Linked DNA regions of Homo sapiens: region 1 is linked to region 2. Evidence: chromatin loops called from intact Hi-C (ENCODE). Cell type or tissue: dorsolateral prefrontal cortex. All regions are shown on one strand. Links, peaks and the distances in the headings refer to the core of each region. The heading gives the core; the rest is flanking DNA.

Region 1 (5,387 bases), core at 183-5,182, 58 kb before region 2:
TTTACGTAATTGAAGACTGGAATTGAGCACTCTGATAGCTGATTATTTTTCAACAGCGCTTACCTTAAAGGCAACAGAGGATGACTTGGATTCTTGTGATGCTAGATCTCTACGTGACATGAAATGTTGATATCTAGGCATGTAGGCCACTTCCCTCGTTTTGTTGGTAAGGAACTTAAGTGCAGAGAAATGGTTTATTCAAAGTCCCATTTAGCAAGTGGCAGAGCTGAGTCTTGGATTCAGGTCTTACCACTTCTGGCCCAGTGTTGTCTCCACTATCCATGACAATGGACCGCAAACTTGCCTCATCTTCCTACCAGTCATCTGCTATCTGGGGACTGAAGAAACAGATGAAATGGGCGATGTTTTCTATTTCATCAAAAGAAAAAGATAACGTTGAAGTTTTAGCAATTGCATATACTTTCCAAAAGTGTAAAGACAATATAAAAATGCCTCATAAAACCACAAACTACACACTCAAAAATATCAGTCAATACCATCAATCTACTCCATACCCAGTCAAAGTCAAGGAAAGTTCACATTTTATGGGTAAACAAAGAGCTTTAGGGAAAGATTAAATCATCCAAAAAATTGGCCATATTTGGAGTTCAATCAATTTTAAGTTCTGTCTCTATCCCCCCAAAACATAGTAACATATTTTGATACTTTTTCTTCCAAGATTCCTCAGAATAGTGGCTCCTACTCTGGAAGCATTTCACTTTGCGCTAATCCAGTGTTTCATAATGTGTGGTCCATGAAAACTTTGTGTATATTCTAAGGATCTAGGATAGGAACAGAAGGGGAGGATGGTGTACTCGTTAAAAGTTCAGATTCCTGGGCCTTGCCCCAGACATACTTAATCCTAATTTCTGAAAGGTGGAGTGAGGGATGAGGTTAGAAGTAGTAATTAGCATAATTTTCCTTTTTGTATCTGCCTCTATAACTTCAGACAACCACCATGTCTTAGTCTGTTTTGAAATGCCATGAAGGAATATCTGAGGCTGGGTAATTTATAAAGACAAGAGGTTTATTGGAGAGAAAAGGAAATACTTATACACTGTTAGTGGGAATGTAAATTAGTTCAGCCATTGTGGAAAGCAGTTTGGAGATTTCTCAAAGAACTTAACGTAGAACAGCCTTTTGACCCAGCAATTCTGTTACTCGGTGTATACCCAAAGTAATATTAATTGTTCTACCATAAAGACACATGGACATGTATGTTTATCTCAGCACTATTCACAATAGCAAAAACATGGAGTCAACCTACATGCCCATCAACAGTGGACTGAATAAAGAAAACATGGTATATATACACCATGGAATACTATGCCACTATTAAAAAACAATGAGATCGTGTCTTTTGCAGCAACATGGATGGAGCTGAATGCCATTATCCTAAGATAATTCATGCAGGAACAAAAAACCAAATACCTCATGTTCTCACTTGTAAGTGAAAGCTAAACATGGAGTACACATGTACACAAAGAAAGGAACAATAGACACCAAAGCCTGCTTGAGGGTGGAGGATAGGAGGAGGGTGCGGATCAAAAACATACCTATAGATGCTATGCTTATTTCCTGGATGACAAAATAATCTGTACACCAAACTCCTATGGTATGAAATTTACCCATGTAGCAAACCTGCACATGTAGCCCCTGAGTACATGTTTCTTAACAACATAAATGTAACATTAGTCAAGCCAATACATATGTTTCTTCGGACATTAAGTAGTAGATAACTATTAGGAAGATGAGGCAAGTTCATGGCCCACTGTCACAACACAGTGGAGAAAACACTCCACTGGGCCTTTATTTCCCAACTAAAACAAAAGTTGGGAAGAAAAACAATAAGAAGAAAGGTTTGTTTGGCTCATGGTTCTGTGGGCTCTACTAGAAGCATGGCAGTGGCATCTGCATCAGGTGAGGCCTCAGGCTGCTTCCACTCATGGCAAACGGCAGAGGAGAGCTGGCTGTGCAGAGATCACATGGTGGGAGAGGAAGCAAGAGAGGGAGAAATAGTGCCAGGCTCTTTTTCACAGCTGTCTCTCATGGGAACTAACATGGTGAGAACTCAGTCACTCCCTCCCCTCAGAAAGGGCATTCATCTATTAATGGGGATCTGCTCCTACTACCCAGACACCTCGAATTAGACCCCCTTCCAACACTGGAATCAAACTTCAACATGAGGTTTGAGGGGGTCAAACAGCCAACCCATAGCCCAGCCTGTAGACACAAATGAGGTAACTTCAGTGCTTAAAACCCACTCTGCTAGACTGCAGCTTCCACGGGTACCCTCAGAATCTTTGCATCACCCCACATGACTCTAACTCGCCATGAATTTCAGTTATTTGGAGCATCATTGACAGCTGACAACCACTTCTCTTACGAGGTCTTTATTCTGGTCTTCACATGCTATGCCCACTCCCACAAGGCACCGTAGATACATTTGGTCAAACCATCCCCCCCTGAGAACACCTCTGCTTTGAGCAAAATACCTGCTGCTGGTGCTCTCAGAGATGTGAGAAGCTCCAGGAGTCCCAGTGGTCCTGCACTGACTTTTGCCATCACCATACTGCAGGATTCATGCTGGGATCTGCTCGAAGTGGGGAGAAGGATCCTGTCTCTAGTCTGGGGTTGCTTGTTGTCACTTGAGCTCAGGCATTTTACTCCTTGTCTCTGATCTCACAGAGTCCGTTACATAAATGACTTCCTCAGCTTTCACCGCGCTCTTCCTTCCTCTTGGGCTCTGACGCAAGTCTGGGAACGTACTGTATTATTTGCCCGTAGCTCAGTCTCTGGCCCTGACACAACACCCCAGACACCCTCCTCTAAGTCTCCTTTTTCCCATGGACAGAACTCTGTCATACAGGCACATGGGTTTTCCATAACCTCAAAACTCAGCAGAAAGTCTGTGAATCCCAGTTATGGTGCCAGTGAAATATCCCCCTCCCTTCGTTTTCACTTGCAGGCATCCATTATTTTGAAAATTGCTTTGTGCCTCATATTCCCATTCCATTCACATATTCATTCCCACATAAATTTGGGAGATATGCATGACAAAATACTAACAGAAAAGGAGAAATAAAATAGAGAAACATAAAAGGGCAGAAACAACATTAAGGACATGAGAAAACTTTAAACAGGAACAATAGAGAAATGGGGAAATAGAACCAGAAATGCACAGAATAGACATGTGGGTAGGATAAAGCAATGAAGAAACACAAAAAGAGATATGGAAGACACAATCGGGTAATGATAATAATATTGGCTAATATTTATTGAGCACTTATGCTGCATCAGGCCTTATGCTATGTGCTTTACTTGCAAAATCTCCGTGAAGCACCATAATAACCCTATCAATAAACACTATTTGAATTTCCATTTTGTATGAGGCAGGTGAGACTTAATCAGTCTCGGAACTAACAGTCTGTGGCTTCCGCATCTGTGGTAAATCTGCTACCCTGATTCCCCCAAGCACTCTCCTGTACTCTGGCTACTCCAAGTCCTCCTCTGGGTCACCTCCTTTGACTGCTCCCCACTTGGCCTGTTCCCCTCCCTGCTTTCACATGATCCAGTGACTCAAAGCTGAGCGCCTGGTACAGCAGGAACTCCCAGTACCTGCTCCTGGGCTGTGCTGTCATCTGCTTGAACTGGTTGAGCCTCAACAATTTTATCTATTTTGACTATGACCCCTGATTAGAAGTTCAGTCAATTTTCCAGCTACAGTAGTCCATGAGGATACATTCCAGGCAACCCCCCTGCAGTGGTTGCCAGAAACCACAAATAGTACTGAATCCTATGTATATTATGTTTTTTCCTGTATATGGATACCTTATAATAAAGTGTAATTTATAAATTAGCCACAGGAAGAGATTAACAACAATTAATAATAAAATAGAATAGTTGAGTTAAATAATTGAGTACAAGCACTGCTGCAATACAATGGCCGCCGGTCTGATAACCGAGATGGCTGCTAAGTGACTAACAGGCAGGTACTGTCTACGGCGCAGACACGCCGGACACATGGATGCATCACGTCTCAGGCAGGATAGAGAGGGACAGAGAGAGATTTCATCACGCTACTCAGCAACAGTGCGTAATTGAAAACATATGAATTATTTCTTTCTGAAATTTTTCTTTTGATATTTTCAGACTGTGGCTGACTAGATAACTGAAACCACAGAAAGTGAAACCACAGATAAGGGGGGACTACTGTCATAAGTGGTAAGCTAGGTTTTGAACTAGGGCAGAGAGTTTCCTGGCAAGAATAAGGCCCCAGTGAAATATGATGAAAAATGATAGTAATGATGAACTGAAAATTTTTTAAAACTTTAAAATGGTCATTTGATGAATGATTTAAAAAGTAAAGGGTCAGAGAGGGTCAGGCAGGAACTGGAAAATGAGCATCGACTGCCCCTCCTCCCATTTTGTCCAGTGAAAAAACTGAGGCCATGGTCTTCCCAGTCATCTCATTGGGCATGCCCGGGTTGGGGATGGCCAGGCTTCACATCTCTGCTCTCTCCAGCATTGGGAGGATTCTAAAATGATTTTCCACAGGATGCTGATAGTCAATGGCAGCGACCATGATGGTAATACACTAGAAAAAAGAGCAACTGAAGAAAATGCAAATATAGCGGCAAATGTGCTTAAATTAAGGCAACAGCAATAAAAAAAACCAGAGGTAGAAAGTGTTAAGCCTTAGTTACCGCACCAAACAATTGACATGCTTCCTACCCACCCTCAGACCTGGTTGTTAAATGCAAGCTATACATTATGCAGACCCGATAATGAAAATCTACATTCCATAATTTGCAACCTGCTGGCTCTGTTATGCCAAGTGCATCTTAAAGAAGGCATCTTTCAACCTAATTGCATGCAATTTTTCCCCATTCTAATTGTGTTATGAAAATACCACTATCTCATTCAAGCACAACCAGATCACTTTGCTTTTCCCCTAAAGCACACATCAGTAAAGCAAAACAAAACTGACGACTTTCTATTTTGCTATGCACCCAGGAATCCCAAATCGAAGTGTAATGGTTACTGACAAGCACTTTTTTTTCTGTAAGCCTCCAGGTCAGATGTTGGGAGATTTTTCTTGTTTCCAGGGTTAGGATTGCAAATAATAGCAACCTACACACATAGATAAATGTCTCAACCAAGGGTGATTTTGTCCCCCGTCTTCCTCACTCCTCAGGGACATTTGGCAAATGTCTGGTGGCATTTTTAGTTGTCATATCAGGGAGGAGGGTACTTGTATGTAGTGGATGGAGGCCAGGACTGCTGATAAATATTATACAATGTTCAGCACAGCCCTTCCACAAAAGGAAATATTCTGCCCAAGGTATGAATATTACCAAGGTTGAGAAACCCTGGAGTCTAAGGTA
Region 2 (5,387 bases), core at 177-5,176:
TGACCTCAAGTGATCCACCCACCTTGGCCTCCCAAAATGCTGGGATTACAGGTGTGAACCACCACGCCCAGCCAAATTTTTTCTTTTCTACAAAGTATTTCTGAAACTCAACTTTCCAGTACAATTTCTTTAGGAAACTTTTACGGTTTCAAAAATTGCTTTGGATGAGGAAAGAGTTCTCAGGTCTGCTTCTTGTGTTTGTGTATTTTTATATTTTTTCTCTCTTTCCTCCTGTTAAGCTGACAGTCATACTTTGTCTTTGTTATCAGTGTGTCCACGTGTAACAGTCTCCTCTGGCTAATCTTCTTTTTAAACTACTGTGGCTTTAAAGGCTGCAAAACAGAGGCTGTCAACAATGTGTGGAGAGTGCTGGATCTTGAAGAAGAGGGACCCAGGGTTTCTCTTGGAATAAATAACATAGGTGTGGGCTTCCTCAGACCTTTTTTGGGTAAACTATTTTCATTCCTTGGTGCTCAGAATAAATTAGACCAACAGATGGAATAATTACCGCTAAGTAAGGTTTTGTTGCAAATTTGTTAGTCCCAAGGTTGTTGGTTTTGTTTGTTTATTGGTTTTTTTTTTTTTAATTTTTATTTTTTGAGAGAGAGTTTCGCTCTTGGCTGGAGTGCAACGGCGCGATCTCGGCTCACTGCAACCTCTGTCTCCTGGGTTTAAGCGATTCTCCTGCCTCAGCCTCCCAAGTAGGTGGGACTACAGGTGTGTGCCACCACGCCCTGCTAATTCTTTTTGTATTTTTAGTAGAGACGGGGATTCACCATATTGGTCAGTCTGGTCTCAAACTCCTGACCTCTGGTGATCCACCTACCTCAGCCTCCCAAAGTGCTGGGATTACAGGCATGAGCCACAGTGCCCTGCCAGTTTTGTTTATTTTGTTACTGCTTTTTCCTCTCCCTCTGGAACCACTAGATTGTGAGTCATGCACAGCGTGTGTGTCTCTCTCATGCCCGCTATATAGTCACAGCAGCTGTTCTTTGATTCATTTGTTCATTCAACATATATACTTTGAGAGGCTGGCACAATGCCAGGCACTAAGTTTGATAGTGGAGACACACAAATTAAAAAGAGATTCATATCCTGACCTCAAGTTGATGACAATTTAGAAGGGCTATGCGTAGGAAAACAGAAAACTATAAGCAATAGACTCAGTGTCACGGTCCAGATATATCCAAGACACTTGGAGCACAGAGGGAGTCCTGCTCCAAGGGAGTCTTACGTCTTTTATTAGCCATAGATAGTTTCTAGAACACAATGTCAAAGATAATATTCCAGGCAGAAAGAGCATCGTATATAGACAGGAGGCATCAAAGAATGGGGATGGTCTAATTGAGAACTGCAACTCAGTTGCTATTGCTAGAGCATAGATCAATGGTGTACTGGCAACCTAAAATAAAACCCTGATTTGAAGTGTTTGCTGATAGCTTAGATGCAAATCCTCCCATCATACCCAATTTCCAGCTACTAGTGGCTTGACAACCACCTTGCAAAATTGCTGAATATTTAACAGTTGCCTCTCAAGAGTGGCTCCGGCACATGATTGAAACAGAATCACTCTCTCCAATGAGAATAAAATAACATTGTCCCAAACTGGCTATCCTGCATTCTCTGGAAAGTCCAATGACCTACCCTGGTTTATACTTCCCCCTCAGGATCTTGCACATTTATTGCCACACCTGCTTCATGACAACCCAACAAGAAACTTGGCCCTTTTCCTTGTTTTCCCCAAAACAACACTGTCATGGTGTAGAGATTTGCAATGACGATTTGGAATTCATGCAGCAGGAAAAGCAAATGGCCTAGAACAAGACATCTGACTTTGTTATTTACAAGTGTGTTGACCACTCTGCATGATGAGAGTGCAGGTATGTTTCTCTGTAGCCTCCAGGCACTTCTCCATCTCTCTCCAACCTCTTTCTGCAGGACCACACTGCTTCTTTCAGCTTCCTCGAGAAACTCAATCTCCCTAGGCTATCTACTAAAGCATTTTGCCTCCATACCTCCTGTGGATTTTCTGTGCATCCACAGGGGCTCAACTGTGAATTTTGCTAAACAAGGGATTTTTCTTTTGAATCTCACCATTCAGCAATACAGAAGCAAATATTTTGGAAATGCAACCTCTCCTTTCTTGTGCCTCCACCCATCTCTATACATGGAAGAGTGATTTTTTAAAAAAGAGCAGTTTCCTACTGATAAAAATGATGCCATACCTCACACCTTAGAAGACAGTAGCTATTACAGAGTATTTTATTTATAAGAGTACATTCTTAGCCATTGCAACAGAAGTAAGTTTTGTCAGCTGAAAGCATCTGTTAGGCAGGAGGAATAAGTTTTAGTGATAGACTGCTTTGCATAGTGACTATGGTTAATAATAATGTACATTTTAAAATTGCTAAAATAATAGATTTTGTTCTTACCACAAAAAAAGATAAGTGAGGTGATACGTTAATTAGCTTGATTTAATTATTTTACATGCATGTATCAAAACATCACATGGTATCCCATAAATAAATATAAATATGGATATATTTACACACACAATTATTATATATTTTATAAACAGTATAAGGAAAGAAGTACCAAAGGAGAGTGTGAACAGGTCTGTAAGACTATTGCAGACTTCAGTATTTGTTAAATCGATTACCCATTGAGGGATATATACCCTAAAGAGGGTCATACAAGGAAGCATAACTGTTAATTGAGCCAGTGCCTGTCCCATGAGTAGTTTCTATTTTTTTTTTATTTCATTTTGTCCTGGATACTCTCTATAGGTATAAGAGAAAGCACTGATTTGAAACCAATACTTTAATAAATCTTTTGCAATGTAGAATCTTCAATAAACTAATTTCCACACTTTTTTGTTCTGGAAAATCCGTTTTCACATGGTATAAAAAGTGTCCTGCCTCTCTCAGAGAACATCAGTGCAGCAAACAGCTATACAGTTTAATTAAAAGTATCTTTACTATATTACAAAATAGCTAGAAGAGAGGCTTCCCAATATCCTGAACAAACAGAAATGATAAATGCATGAGGTCATGGATACACTAACTACCCTGATTGGACCATTATACAACATAGATATGTATGGAAACCTCAGATTTAACCCCATAAATATGTACAATTACAATGTGTAAACAATTTTGAAAAACAGAATAAACAACTTGAAAACAGAGTGCTACGTATGCCAAGGGACATTTCCATTTTGCTTACAAAGAGATGGGACTTGATCGGAGGACAAAAGGGTTCTGTAGCAGGAAGAACTTAATTCAACAATCCCCAAAGCGGTGCTCAGTGAGATACTTTCACTGCCTTACATAATAACCTGTTGCTTCGGAGCCGGTAGAATGGATTGGTTTCTTCGCGGAATTTTCACATTTAGCAAATCCAAAGAGTAGGATAAATCCCAAATAAAATGAAAGGTGCGGTTGGGGGAGCTACCCGGGGATGTGTTGTAACATGTGTAGCTCAGCACTGCACGATGGTTCCACGTGACTTTTTTTTTTTTTTTTTTTTTTGAGACGGAGTCTCACTCTGTCCCCAGGCAGGAGTGCAGTGGTGCAATCTTGGCTCACTGCAACCTCCCCCTCCCGGGTGCAAGCGATTCTCCTGCCTCAGACTTCCCAGTAGCTGGAACTACAGGCACATGCCACCACACCCAGCTAATTTTTGTATTTTTAGTAGAGACGAGGTTTCACCATGTTAGCCAGGATGGTCTCGATCTTGACCTCGTGATCCGCCCGCCTCGGCCTCCCAAAGTGTTGGAATTACAGGCGTGAGCCACCCGCCCTGTCCCTCGTGACTTTTATGGAGCTAAGCCGAAAAGGGGTGGGGGACACTTAGAGATTGGGCCGGATATGCTTTGGGTGCCTGCCATGTGGGCCATGTCCAGTGCTTACACCCATAGGAGTGGCTATGTGCACACACATTTGTACACTCACCACCCCCACCACCACGTGCACGCACACACAGTCTTACAGAGTGCATTGAAAAATAAGGCTCTAGGTTTCATAAGGCACATAACGCGCTGGCTGCGGGAACCCCAGTGCAGAGCCAGGACTGCGCAGTTCAGATGGCTTTTCCTTCAGCCGGAGAAGCAATCCCTTCTAAATTAAATGCCAGGTGTGAAACAGGTTTCCTTGTCTCTGCTCCTCTGCTGTGAATAAACAGACATTCCTGCGCAAGTGCAAGGTAATCCATGCATAATTCATCCCGGGGCTCCGCTTTCCAGATGTGCAGCCACCCGTGGGTTCCGGTGGCCGCCTGGCTTTGTCTCCTGGAGAGGCAATATCGCCGGCAGCCAGATCTGATCTGACTCCGGCCAGCGGCCTCCCTGGCTGCAGCTGATCTGTGGCTGTCTTTGTGCCTGCCCGTGGCCCTGCCGCCCAAGCTCCCCGCCTGCTGCTGTCTGGGATCCCTTGTCGTTGGCTTACGTTGACTTCTCATACTTCACTTTTTATACTTCAAAGTTGAGATTGAATTTACCTTTATGAAGCAGACGTTTCTTGCTCAACGTGGAGGATTTATGGTTTCCTCTTGCTGGCCTGTTGGAAGGCCTTTTCCAAGACAGAAAGAACTTCTGGATGTTTAAAGATTATTGGTCCTTTTTATTGTGAGAGAAAGGAGCTAGAGAACTGGTTTCCATTGCCTCCTTTTGGGGGTGTGTGCCTTCTGCCGGCCAGGGACAGCTAAACATTTTACATGGGTCATTTACAGGTAATCTTTCAGGAAGACAAACATCAAATGCATATTCGGTGCTGCTCGGGACCTTATTCATCCCTTTGATGAATGTGCCTCAGAAAGGACGTGTGGAGGACATTGCAGCAGGCTGTGTGGGTTTATGTAGCCACCCTGTGTTCCCTAGCTTTGTGACTTCAGGAAGTTACCTTTCTTTCTCCTCACCTGTAACAGAGTTGCAAGGGTTGTTATAAGGGTCAAAAACAATACACGTCAAGTGCTTAAAATCATACCTGGCAACAATAAATGCTTCATAAATGTGCTCTTTTGCCATGTTATCCTGTTTAGTCAGCACTGAAGGCTGCCGTTTGTATCTTTATTTTTAGCTATAAAAACATTGAAGCTTGGACTCACCCCATGTCACAAACTAGGAATCCAGTAGCCCAGCTAAATTCACCGGCAGTATGTCTGAATTCAAACCCTGTGGACTCCATTTTATTCTGTACTACCCTTCTCTCTGGTTTTCCCTCCTGGAAATTAACCCCAGGATCCTGGATTTCCAAGTTGACAAGTAAAGCAACAACAACTAAAAGCTATACTCAGAAAATAAATTTTCACCACTGCAACCTGTCTCCTTAAAATGGGTGTGTGGTTATTCTTCTAATGTCTTGGCAATTTCAATGATATTTTGTTTGGAT

What was found. Hi-C counts contacts between places; a loop is a spot of excess contacts. Peaks named below come from ENCODE experiments on the same cell type or tissue, not always from the same donor. Only the 100,000 strongest peaks of a DNase experiment are listed, where the experiment ranks them.
Region 1: a loop joins it to region 2, with 3 times the contacts of the local background. A loop is called at or near these places in 2 of 110 quality-filtered maps.

Annotation. Positions count from the first base shown.
Region 1 is chr15:93,860,325-93,865,711 of GRCh38, reverse strand. It overlaps LINC02207 (long intergenic non-protein coding RNA 2207), which reads right to left. Exons shown (of 4, transcript NR_120321.1): 2 at 64-338. Among named protein-coding and RNA genes, the nearest start is that of LINC02207, 6.5 kb to the right of the region's middle. In dorsolateral prefrontal cortex, for the core only: no CTCF peak of the experiment used is centred there; a DNase peak (open chromatin) is centred at 2,741; H3K27ac peaks cover 834 bases.
Region 2 is chr15:93,802,506-93,807,892 of GRCh38, reverse strand. No RefSeq gene overlaps it. Among named protein-coding and RNA genes, the nearest start is that of LINC02207, 51 kb to the left of the region's middle. In dorsolateral prefrontal cortex, for the core only: no CTCF peak of the experiment used is centred there; no DNase peak of the experiment used is centred there.